Linked DNA regions of Homo sapiens: region 2 is linked to region 1. Evidence: chromatin contacts called from ENCODE Hi-C data. All regions are on one chromosome and are shown on one strand. Each heading gives the region's core, a stretch centred on a gene start or an enhancer-like site at or near the end of the contact. The rest is flanking DNA. Distances are from core to core; before and after follow the strand shown. Region 1 overlaps PACRG (parkin coregulated). Region 2 overlaps PACRG (parkin coregulated).

The links. Hi-C counts contacts between places; a loop is a spot of excess contacts on that map. Pooled maps may share reads with other maps.
Region 2: a loop to region 1 is called in a map of dorsolateral prefrontal cortex, with 7 times the contacts of the local background. The contact joins two enhancer-like sites. A Hi-C loop is called at or near these places in 3 of 168 maps with a recorded cell type or tissue (dorsolateral prefrontal cortex and posterior cingulate gyrus) and 5 of 50 pooled maps.

Annotation. Positions count from the first base shown.
Region 1 is chr6:162,852,947-162,858,484 of GRCh38, reverse strand. The region is part of intron 2 of PACRG (parkin coregulated); the gene reads right to left. Among named protein-coding and RNA genes, the nearest start is that of PACRG, 130 kb to the right of the region's middle. RefSeq lists enhancers at 668-1,230, 1,334-1,628, 1,231-1,794, 1-2,687. Within about 2 kb of position 1,389, at least 4 of the 41 ENCODE cell types and tissues checked have a DNase peak (open chromatin) inside an H3K27ac peak, as active enhancers do; they include dorsolateral prefrontal cortex, where a contact is called at or near this core.
Region 2 is chr6:163,248,213-163,253,476 of GRCh38, reverse strand. All of the region lies in intron 4 of PACRG (parkin coregulated), which reads right to left. Among named protein-coding and RNA genes, the nearest start is that of PACRG-AS3, 59 kb to the right of the region's middle. Within about 2 kb of position 3,641, at least 3 of the 41 ENCODE cell types and tissues checked have a DNase peak (open chromatin) inside an H3K27ac peak, as active enhancers do; they include dorsolateral prefrontal cortex, where a contact is called at or near this core.

The DNA of each region.
Region 1 (5,538 bases), core at 140-2,639:
AATATAGTGATTGGTTTGGCTCTGTGTCCCCACCCAAATCTCATCTTGAATTGTTATACCCATGGGTCAAAGGAGGGACTTGGTGGGAGATGACTGGATCATGGGGGCAGCTCCCCCATGCTGTTCTCATAATAGCGAGTGAGTTCTCATGAGATCTGATGGTTTAAAAGTGTGGCACTTCCGCCTTCTCTATCTCTCTCCTGCTGCCATGTAAGATATGCCTTGCTTCCCCTTTGCCTTCCACCGTGATTGTTAAGTTTCCTGAGGCCTCCCCCGCCATGTGGAACTGTGAGTAAATTAAAACTCTTTTGTTTAGAAATTATGCAGTCTCAGGTAGTTCTTTATAGCAGTGTGAAAACAAACTAATACATATAGTTAGACATTACTTAAGTGCTAAACACAACATTCACCGAATATTCAAGAGTTAATATATGTCAGCACAATGATGATACCAATATGGCTTCTAAATTAATAGTTAATGTTTTACAGTAACTTTTCATAAACCATTTTCTTGTCAGGTAACAACAAGAATATACACACATTTATTTTTAAAAGCCTTCTGTCAAGTTGCATTAAAAGCAGGTTGCAACATGATTGGCAGAATTAAGAAGCCTTTGAAACAGGTAACACAGTTGCATTTAAGTGTGGGCAACGAGAACATATTTTATATCTTAGATCTAGTTTATTAAAGAGACCTTAAATTAAAAAAAAAAAAACAGAGCAAATGGATCATCTGGAGAATTCAGAGCTAAAGTGATTAATTAGACCTTATTTTGTCTTGAACAGATTTACTAAGCATTTTTCAAATAGCCACATTGTTTGTAATTACCAAAATCACACCTCCATTGGCCAGCCTAAGTTACTTCATGCATGAATGACAATCTGATGGAACACTCTTGTTAGAGCTTCATTCTTCATTGTAATTAGCCATAATCATAGCCTTCCTGGGTGCATGAGAATGTGCAAGCCGCTATTCACAACCCCAACCCATTTGAATATGAATCTTCTCAGTAAGGAGCAATAAAATAGGAGAAACAAAGCAGTTTCTCTAGGGAATTTTGTAAAGCATCTCTACTCTAATTCTGCCTCCCTTCAAAATGTTCCCTCTCCGGTATCTGGATTCTATTTGCTAAAACAAGGGTGGCTTAATGAGGACAATGGCTTATTATTTCTTAAGTGACACGGGAGGGCCCAAGTATTCCAGGCTTAGTTCTTTCAGTCTTTGCCAAGGACACAAGGAACAAAAGAACAAGCAAGTGTGCGTGGAAAAGAGAACTCGGACTGGGCTATACTCTGTGAACTCTCGGAGCAAGATGGGGGCCTTTGCTATTCCGGAGCTCAAAGGCTGTTGCTTGCTTGCTTTCTTCTTTCTCCCCTCTTTACCCACCCCGCTGCAAATGACTCAGACATTATAGAAAAAGGCTCAAAGCAGCAGGGATTGAAAACAAAGGCTAAGTGGAGGAGGGGTGACATGTCTGATCCCGTCCCAAGCACATTCATAGTGAGCCACCTACTGGCAACTCTACTTTTCCTTCTGTTATTGTCTAATCACCTAAACCTCTTCAGGGAAAACCTAGGTAAACCCGCTGGAGTCACTCCAGATGCCTTCTCAGCCAAAAATGGGAAAAACAAAATTCAGGGGGAAATAAGCTTCAGAGTAGTGCTGTGTCTTCAGAAGAAAACTCAATCCTTCCAGCAAAACTATGGCTAAGTAGCAGGTGTAAAGAATTATTCAAACGGCTATTTGTAAAAGAATCATCATTTGACTTATGAAGCAAAATCAACTACTTATTTACACTAATCACATCATATATGAAAAGTGTGGTGCTGCACACGCTACAGATCTGGTGCTCCTTCAAGACCTTTACCATTTGTGTGGAGAGATTTTTTTCTTCGAGACGTGCCGCTCACCTATTAAGATACCTGTTTAGATTATTTGCTACCAGAAGATGCTCCAGGGCTGCAGGAGACTCGGGATGATTCTCTGATCATCTCCTGGGCTTGGACCTTCATCATGTTGAAATGACTCTCCCAAGGCCACACAGCCGGTTGAATGTATCACTATTAAAGTACCCGATAACAATACAATTCAGCACTTCCACGGCTATATGCACAATGCAGTTTTAGGCCAGGTGCGGTGGCTCATGCCTATAATCCCAGCACTTTGGGAGGCCGAAGTGGGAAGATAGCTTGAGGCCAGGAGTTCAAGACCAGACTGGACAAAAGAGTGAGACCCTATCTCTACAAAAAATTTAAAAAATTACCAGGCATGGTGGCACACTACTGTAGTCCCAGCTACTCGGGAGGCTGAGGTGGGAGGATCTCTTTTGATCCTAGAAGTTCGAGGCCGCATTGAGCTGTAATCACACCACTGCACTCCAGCCTGGGTGACAGAGCCAGACCAAGTCTCTAAACACAACAATAACAACAACAACAACAAAACCAAAACTCGCAGCTTTGGACCTGAACAAGGATAAGTGGCCCTCCCGGTCAAGGAAGGCATAAAGTCCGGCATGGGTGGAGGTGGCCTGGGACGCTGTCTGAGAAATGAGGGGCAGAACCTGAACCCGGACTCCGTGAGAAGGGGCCATAACTGACTAGCAACAACATCTGTTCACTGGTGCCCAAGGAAGGCCAGTTAAATCACCTGTCTCCCACCCAGTGTCCACTGTGCTCCAGGAACTGCTACGCCCTATGGAGGCATCTCCAGTGGAGAAAACATGACTAAACGTCCCAGAAGCAGGGAGTTGGGGCGCTGGGAAGCTGGGGTGGGAACACACACCGCTGGGACGATTGGGGGTATCTATTCCCATGTCCCTTGTCATAAGTTACATTCAAATTGACAGGAGAGCTTCTTCCTGGCTATTTGCTTCTCTGATCTCTCTGTTGTCTCGTACCATATTTTGGGATTATTTTATTTTGAAAGCCATTTCAATATTTTTAAGTCCCTCACTCTGTATTTCTTCTTTCTCCATTTTTTTTTCTTAGAATAACAGTTTAAGACAGATGGCTATAATAATTCCTTCATCAGATAATAAGATATAATTTAAGACACATTTACAATACTTACATCTCTGATACGCAAAAAAGAAGAGTGTCTATAAGATTAGGAATTAGTCTAAACTGAAGTCCTGAAGGGCTGACAGAGACCACTTTTCCTACTAATTTCATCAGTGTCATAAATCACAATTATAACACGATCATCATGTACTGTGTTCTTTTTGTGTGCCAGATAGGGTGCTAAGTGTTTTACAGGCACTCCTCCACCTAATCCTTACAACAGCTCTACCAGGTGTCAGCGCTGGGCATTATCTCCAGCTTACGCCGAGTCTGAGAAGGCAGCAACAGCTTGCTCAAGATCACACAGCTAGTTAACAGCAGGGCTGGGAGTGAACGAAGGAATCATGGTTCACATGAGACTGCGTGGGGAGTCCTCTGCTCCTAAGATTCAGCCACTTCAGCAGCGACCAAGCCAGGCGCGCTCGCAGGGCACAGCGTAGAAGCGATGCTGCTGCAGCGGCTGCTCTAGGAAGAGCGCAAGGATACGGTGATAAGAGGAAGGGCGGAAGAAACGCTTTTCGGACTCTGTGCACCTCCAAAGGGACTACCCATGTGAAATTCAATGGCAAGTCACGGTCTGCTGAAGGGACAGCTGTGCTAAAACCAGCGAAGTGGGGCTTTTCACACGTGTCATCAGGCTCATTTAGGTGAAGTCAGAATCAAACACAATTCATAGTAGGCCTAGCTGGTACAGCCACAGACTAAACTGAAAGGTTTATAACTAGCCGTACAGAGGCCTTTTTAGTCATACTCTCATGCGTACATACCAATGAATGTCAGTTACACCATCTATCAAAACAAATATAGGTTTTAAAACTGCATACACAAATATTTGCTTTAATTTCTTTTTGGAGAGAAATAAAGTCAGTCTCAAACCAAAAAATAATAATAATAATGTAGGATCTGTAATGCTTGCTTTTTAATTCCTTCTCTATGAGGCCTGATTATGTGTCAGACAGCATTATCTGGAGGTCACATGGAACTCTAATTCCTGGAGCAAAGTCAAAACATCTTTCAATTCTACTGGTTAAACAAACACACAGATGGTTTTCTTTTGTGGAACTATGCAGGTAGAAGTTTCTGTTCCCAGTTTAATAGATCATTAGCTACTCATGGACTTTCACAAATAAAAAATGTGTGCTTTGACAAAATTTAATTCCACAAACATTACTGAATGCTTACTATGCGCAGGATACTATATATAGTCAAGAAAATAAAGATGAATAAAACAAAATCATTCAATTAAAAAAAAAAAAAACAGAAAGAAAATGGTCTCCTTCTCCCAGAACTAGCAGGTTAATGAGAACTAAATATATAAGGCAAATACAAAATAAAAACTATAGTTTAAGTCAAAATATGTGGGAAGTAAAATTTATGGACATAGATTAGTAATATATTTCCTTCAACTGTTGACCATAGAATATGTTAGAGATTTTAAATGTATAATGATACTAATGATATTAATAATAATAGTTAATATTTATACCTAGCATGGACCCAACAATATTCTAAGTTCAAGAATATATGGTCTTATTTCATCTTTATAATAAATGACAACCCTATGAGGTAGATACATAGATACAAACAAGGAAACCAAGACTTAGAAAGAGGTTAAGTACTTTGCCCAAGGTTTCATATCTGGTAGTATAGCTTTTTAAAAAATGTTTATTTTAGGTTTAGGGGTACATGTGAAGGTTTGTTACATAGACAAACACGCATCATGGGCGTTTGTTGTACATACTGTTACATCCCCCAGATGCTAAGTTCAGTGTGTGTTGTTTCCGCCTTTGTGATCATAAGTTCTTATCATTTAGCTCCCACTTATAAGGGAGAACATGTGGTATTTGGTTTTCTGTTCCTGTGTTATCTGGTAGTATAGCTTTGTATGCATATTTCTTTCTGTCTTATTAAGGCTGTGATAAAAACAAGAAGATTGGCTACAAGGACTGAGAACACCACAGTTCTGTGAATAAAATAATAAGAAAGGATGATTCGAGGCTGATAGTAACACATAATGGTAGGATATCAGGAAAGTTAAAACGTACGGTAAGTCAGTGGTTCAACCAGGTATTGCAAAGAAAAGCAAAAGACAGAATTTTCTGCCTGATCTCCAAGGAGATCAAGCCATTCTGGAGCAGAGATTTTTATACTGGGTACACAAAGCTTTGGCATACAAAGGCTTTCCAAGGAGCACCCAAATGCAAATAATTTTAAGGAGTTCAATTTCCAGATTTTAAACGTTCAGTGTACTCTTTTCTGAAAGTGATGATCTGCTCAGGAAAGCCCCTGGTGTTCTCTTTTCTCTACTCCCCTTTCACAATAGTTCTGCCGCTTTACAAAAGAAGGAAATCTCTCATCCATCCCAAACCTGACAGTTCACTGTCTCTGGCTGCAAGGCCCCAGGTCACCAGGCCACAGGCTCCGTTTGAAATCATGTTGGTGACGGTGTTGAGAAGGGGAATGGCTTTGACGGCTGGG
Region 2 (5,264 bases), core at 2,392-4,891, 390 kb before region 1:
AGACATGTGTCCTGAAACTTTAAAAAGTTTAATTTGTTCTGAAACTTTAAAATGCCTTTGGATTCCAACCAATTCGATTTTATTAATAGAATTATATTTCTTAGAAATATCACAAGAGCTCATCTATTTTTTTACATTTTCTGATTTCTTTCTTTCTTTCCTTTTTTTTTTTTTTTTTTGAGACAGTCTCACTCTCTCACCCACGCTGGAGTGCAGTGGTGCGATCTCCCCTCACTGCAACCTCTGCCTCCTGGGTTCAAATGATTCTCCTGCCTCAGCCTCCCGAGTAGCTGGGATTATAGGAACACGCCACCATGCCTGGCTAATTTTTGTATTTTACTTAGTAGAGACAGGGTTTCGCCACGTTGGCCAGGCTGGTCTCGACCTCCTGGCCTCAAGTGATCTGCCTGCCTCAGCCTCCCAAAGTGCTGGGATTACAGGTACGAGCCACCATGCCTGGCCAGATTTTCTGATTTCTTTAGCATCTTATTTCTTTGTAGTTCTTGACATCTGAATAGGTCAAAGCAGCAATGGAGAAGAAACACACACACATACTCAGTCACTGGACATGATTCTTAGTCAGAATTTGCTTACTTTTAGTTTCAAAGCTCACTCACCATCTCCTTGGTGACCCAGCCTGAAGTTGTAAGCGACTGCACAAGAGTATAACGTAGTCACTACATGTAATATACTTTGTCTTTTGTTCTGTTAGGAATCAGACCCTTTTCCAATTAAATCTGCTTCTTGCCAACAGGTTAAAAGCGTCTTTGTGAATGTGTGAGGAAAACACTGGTGAGGTGTCCGTTAGGAGATAAACCAGTTGACAAATTGAAAGCTGGAGCATCTAGTTCACAATCCCTAAGCCAAAACTTAGGAGTGGAAAGATGACAGTCACGGACTCTGCACGGTGAGCCCCGCCTGCAGCACTGCCCCTCTGGCCTTCACAGCGGGGCTCTCATCAGCGCCTACCTCAAGCGTCACCTCCTCAGTCAGAGCCACGGGACCCAGCCCTCTCCGGCCCCTGCCTGGACTGGATTCTCTTCCTAGCAGTTACCATCCCAGAATCACCCGTGCAGTGATTTGTTTCCCCGATGATGTCGCCCCCCTGCTGCTCATCTAAACTCCACGAAGGCAGGGCCTGCGTCTGCCTTGTCCAGAGATGACAGCCTAGGAACGAAGGCCGGCGCCTGGCCGAGCGTCAGCGATGCTTGGGGAATATTCAGTGGGTGCAGAGGGCGTGCTCACAGCAGCAGGGGCTGCGGCCCTCACGTGCACCAGGCCTGTCTCTTGGCTCTGCTTCCTCCTCTGTGAGATGCAGTGCACCCGTCTTGTGGGGTAATTGTGAGGCAGGCAGGAAACGCACGTGGGAGCGTTTTGCGGTGTGGATAAGCAACACAAAAGGCAACACTGATCACCAGACAGCTCGGGAGGATTTACTGTGCAGAGACACCGTGCTTAGCTGTGGCTTAGACCAGGTATACAGGTGCCTTGTCTCCTTCAACCTTCATCCATTACATCGAACCATGTAACAGTCAGAGTTGATATTATTATTATTCCATTTGAAGAACCATGGAAAGGTTAAGCAATTTACCCAAGGTCGCTCAGCTAGTAGATGATAAAGACCCCAAATCAGGCCCCACGGCCCCCAGTAGTAATAACTAACTATGATCGCAAGCCCATTTCTTATTTTCCAAAGGCTATATCTCAGATGTCCTGGAAGTCTGAGCATCCTGGAATTTGTATTTTACATTGCATGCCAATAATGAGCTGCCACTTGGATTTCGTGCCCTAACTTCTCCTGTGGAGGTCCGAGCAGCGCAATACAGAATGGATGAGTAACAGGGATCTTCACTCTCATCCCTTATACTGTTGACCTCATGAGCTATGGCCAAAGAAGAGGACGATTAATACACACTAAGAGTGTTCCCAAAATATTAGCTAAAAATCAGGACCCCATAGAAAGCAAATGTTTCTGCCACTCAGGCTGCCAAAGATTATGATTGAATATTGGGAAACCAGTTTAAGATCCACTAAAATACATAATCATTGCATTCCGGGAAGTCCCCGACGTGTTCTCCATCACTATCGAATGTGCAACGACCTCCAAAGTGCAGAGATAAGGTTTCAGAAGTTCCCAATAAAGGCTGCATGATCCCAGTTCTTTTCCAATATGCACAATTTTATTTATTTATTTAAATTTTATTATTAATATTTTATTTTTCAATAAGTTATGGGGTACAGGTGGTATTTGGTTACATGAGTACGTTCTTTAGTGGTGATTTGTGAGAATCTGATGCACACATCACCCGAGCAGTATACACTGCACCCAACATGTATTCTCTTATCCCTGACCCCTCCCACTCTTCCCCCTAAGCTCCCAGAGTCCACTGTATCATTCTTATGCCTTTGCATTCTCATAGCTTAGCTCCCATGTATCAGTGAGAACATATGATGCTTGGTTTTCCATTCCTGAGTTACTTTACTTAGAATATTAGTCTCCAGTCTCATCCAGGTCACTGCAAATGGTGTTAATTCATTCCTTTTTATGGCTGAGTAATATTCCATAGTGTATATATATATATATATATATATACAACAATTTCTTTATCCACTCATTGATTGATGGGCATTTGGGTTGGTTCCACAATTTTGCAATTGTGAATTGTGCTGCTATAAACATAAATATAAATTGTGCTATAAAATAAATATAAATTGTGCTATAAACATAAACATAAATTGTGAATTGTGCTGCTATAAACATGCTTGTGCAAGTATCTTTTTCTAATAGTGACTTTTTTCCCTCTGGGTAGATACCCAGTAGTGGGATTGCTGGATCAAATGGTAGTTCTACTTCTAGTTCTTAAAGAAATAAAGGGCATCCAAATTGGTAAAGAGGAAGTCAAACTGTCACTGTTTGCTGACGATATGATCGTTTACCTTGAAAAACCTACAGACTCCTCCAGAAAGCTCCTAGAACTGATAAAAGAATTCAGCAAAGTTTCCAATATTCATAATTTTAAAAGATAGTAAAATGCAATGCTTTCTCCTAATTCTGCAGAAGCAGTGTGGAGGAGCAGAACTCCGGTGCATGGGGCCCCCGAGCATTTCAGCTGCTAACAAATTTATAGCCAAGCACTGTTCCAGTCTGTCTCATGACCAGGCAATCAGCGGGAAGGAAAAATATCTCTGGTTTTGTACTTCCTATTTTTCAATGGTTATGGTGCAAATTCAATCTTACAGCACATTTTGGTGGCGCCATTAAGAGGGCAGTCTGTTGCTTTGTTACCTCTGTTCTTATTTTATCAGAACTTTGTGTTGCTTCATTAGCTACCATTTACAAAAATGGTGCAACTGTTGTTTCCTGCAATGGACAATGTGATGATCAGAAAAATGTGTCTATCACCTTATGACCACTTGGAAGAATGCCACCAACTATTCACAAGAGTGGCAGTCCTAGAGGATCATTCCAGAGAGTTTGCCATGGACATTCCCTGCGGTGGGAACCACAATGGGCAAGGAGTGTGTGTCATCTGGTCAGCCTTTGTGCAAATACTTAGCCTCAGACTGGCCAGCTGGCGTCACTTCCCTTTTGAGAACAAAGGAGCATCCATGTTGGTTTGGCATAAAAGACACTCCAATTTAAACAACAGCCTTTTCTGACTCAAACTTCAGTTTGCACTGAGAAGCCAACCCAGAAGCCGGTCACCACGGAGCCGGGTGCCCTGTCATCCAAGCAAACTCACACTTCACAGTCAACTTCTGCTGCCAGGAAACCACAGAAACTTCGCTGGTTGCTAAGTCTTCGTGGCCTGGCATCCGACACAATCTCCACAGCACCCGGAGACCACTAGGTCCCATGGAATCTAATAACTTGCTCCAAACCAGGAATGTAAGCAGGCACAGGAGGCGAGAGAGTTGGCTCCACTTCCGGCCCATCAGGATCCCCCTTCTGAAAGGCTCATGCCCTTAACTAGAATTAACTTGGGACCTTTCAGTCATATTCATAACTTAAGGTTTGTACTGGTGATATGCACTTGCCAGCCGGCTATTTTGGCCCCAAACAAATCAAATAAATGTAACAAATGAATTTAATCATATTGAAAGGCTGGATAATGGGCATGTTTTTTTTTAAATGGACAATTTCTATGTTTGAAAATGTATTAGTATTTTCAGATCTTTTGAAATGATTAGCCATGCCATTTCCATAATGTTGGAATGCAGTGAGAAATTTGAGTTTGAGGGCAACCTCCACTCTACAGGCAACATAATATTGACCCAGAGACTTTGCGTGCATCCTTGTTTCAGCGTACAGGCCACTAGACATGATCAAAACATGTTTCTCATTCTGTTATGGCTAAGAAAGCACTATAAATTGAAAACTTAAGTGACCGACTTTCTATTGGTTTCATTAAGAACAAACCAGATTCTCAGCTTTGTCTTTTTTTTTTTTTTTTTTTTTTTGAGACAGAGTCTCGCTCTCTTGCCCAGGCTGGAGTGCAGTGGCGTGATCTCGGCTCACTCCAAGTTCTGCCTCCCGGGTTCACGCCATTCTCCTGCCTCAGCCTCCCGAGTAGTGTCCCAACAGACGCCTGCCACCATGCCCAGCTAATTGTTTGTATTTTTTTTAGTAGAAACGGGGTTTCACCATGTTAGCCAGGATGGTCCCGATCTCCTGACCTCGTGATCTGGCCGCCTTGGCCTCCCTCAGCTTCGTCTTAAGTGGACAGAGGGTCATGCCCTTTTTCTAGAAAGAAGCACATGTCATTGCTTACTCAAGGCTATCAGAAAACCTAATAGTTGTCAGATGTGAAATAGAGTTTTGGATTAGATTTGGGCTCCTGTTGGAAATTGGGAATTCTGTGGCTTCATGGGAAAGCAATTGCCATGCAGCACATCACCCAGAGAAACCATCAGACAACTTAGATCCAGAAAAGTATTCTGCTTCTCGGAATAGTGTGTTTGCATTATGAGGAAATATTTCTATTGGGGAAAATATTAGAATAATTGAGGAATGTGGTAGCACAAAATCTTTTTTTTTTTTTTTTGCATAAAATATGCACTCCCCTCTTGCCCCGCAAACCAACACTAGATATCTTGAAAGGGTGCTGAGCAATCCCCACACAATAAGCTTTTCAGTAAAGGATGGTCATCTGGCTATGAACCACAAGAAATGCTACAAACAATAGCAATTACTAATGCATTCTTTGATTCTCAGCGACAGCTGAATGAAACAAAGAAGGGAATCTTTCTTGCGGGGCACATGA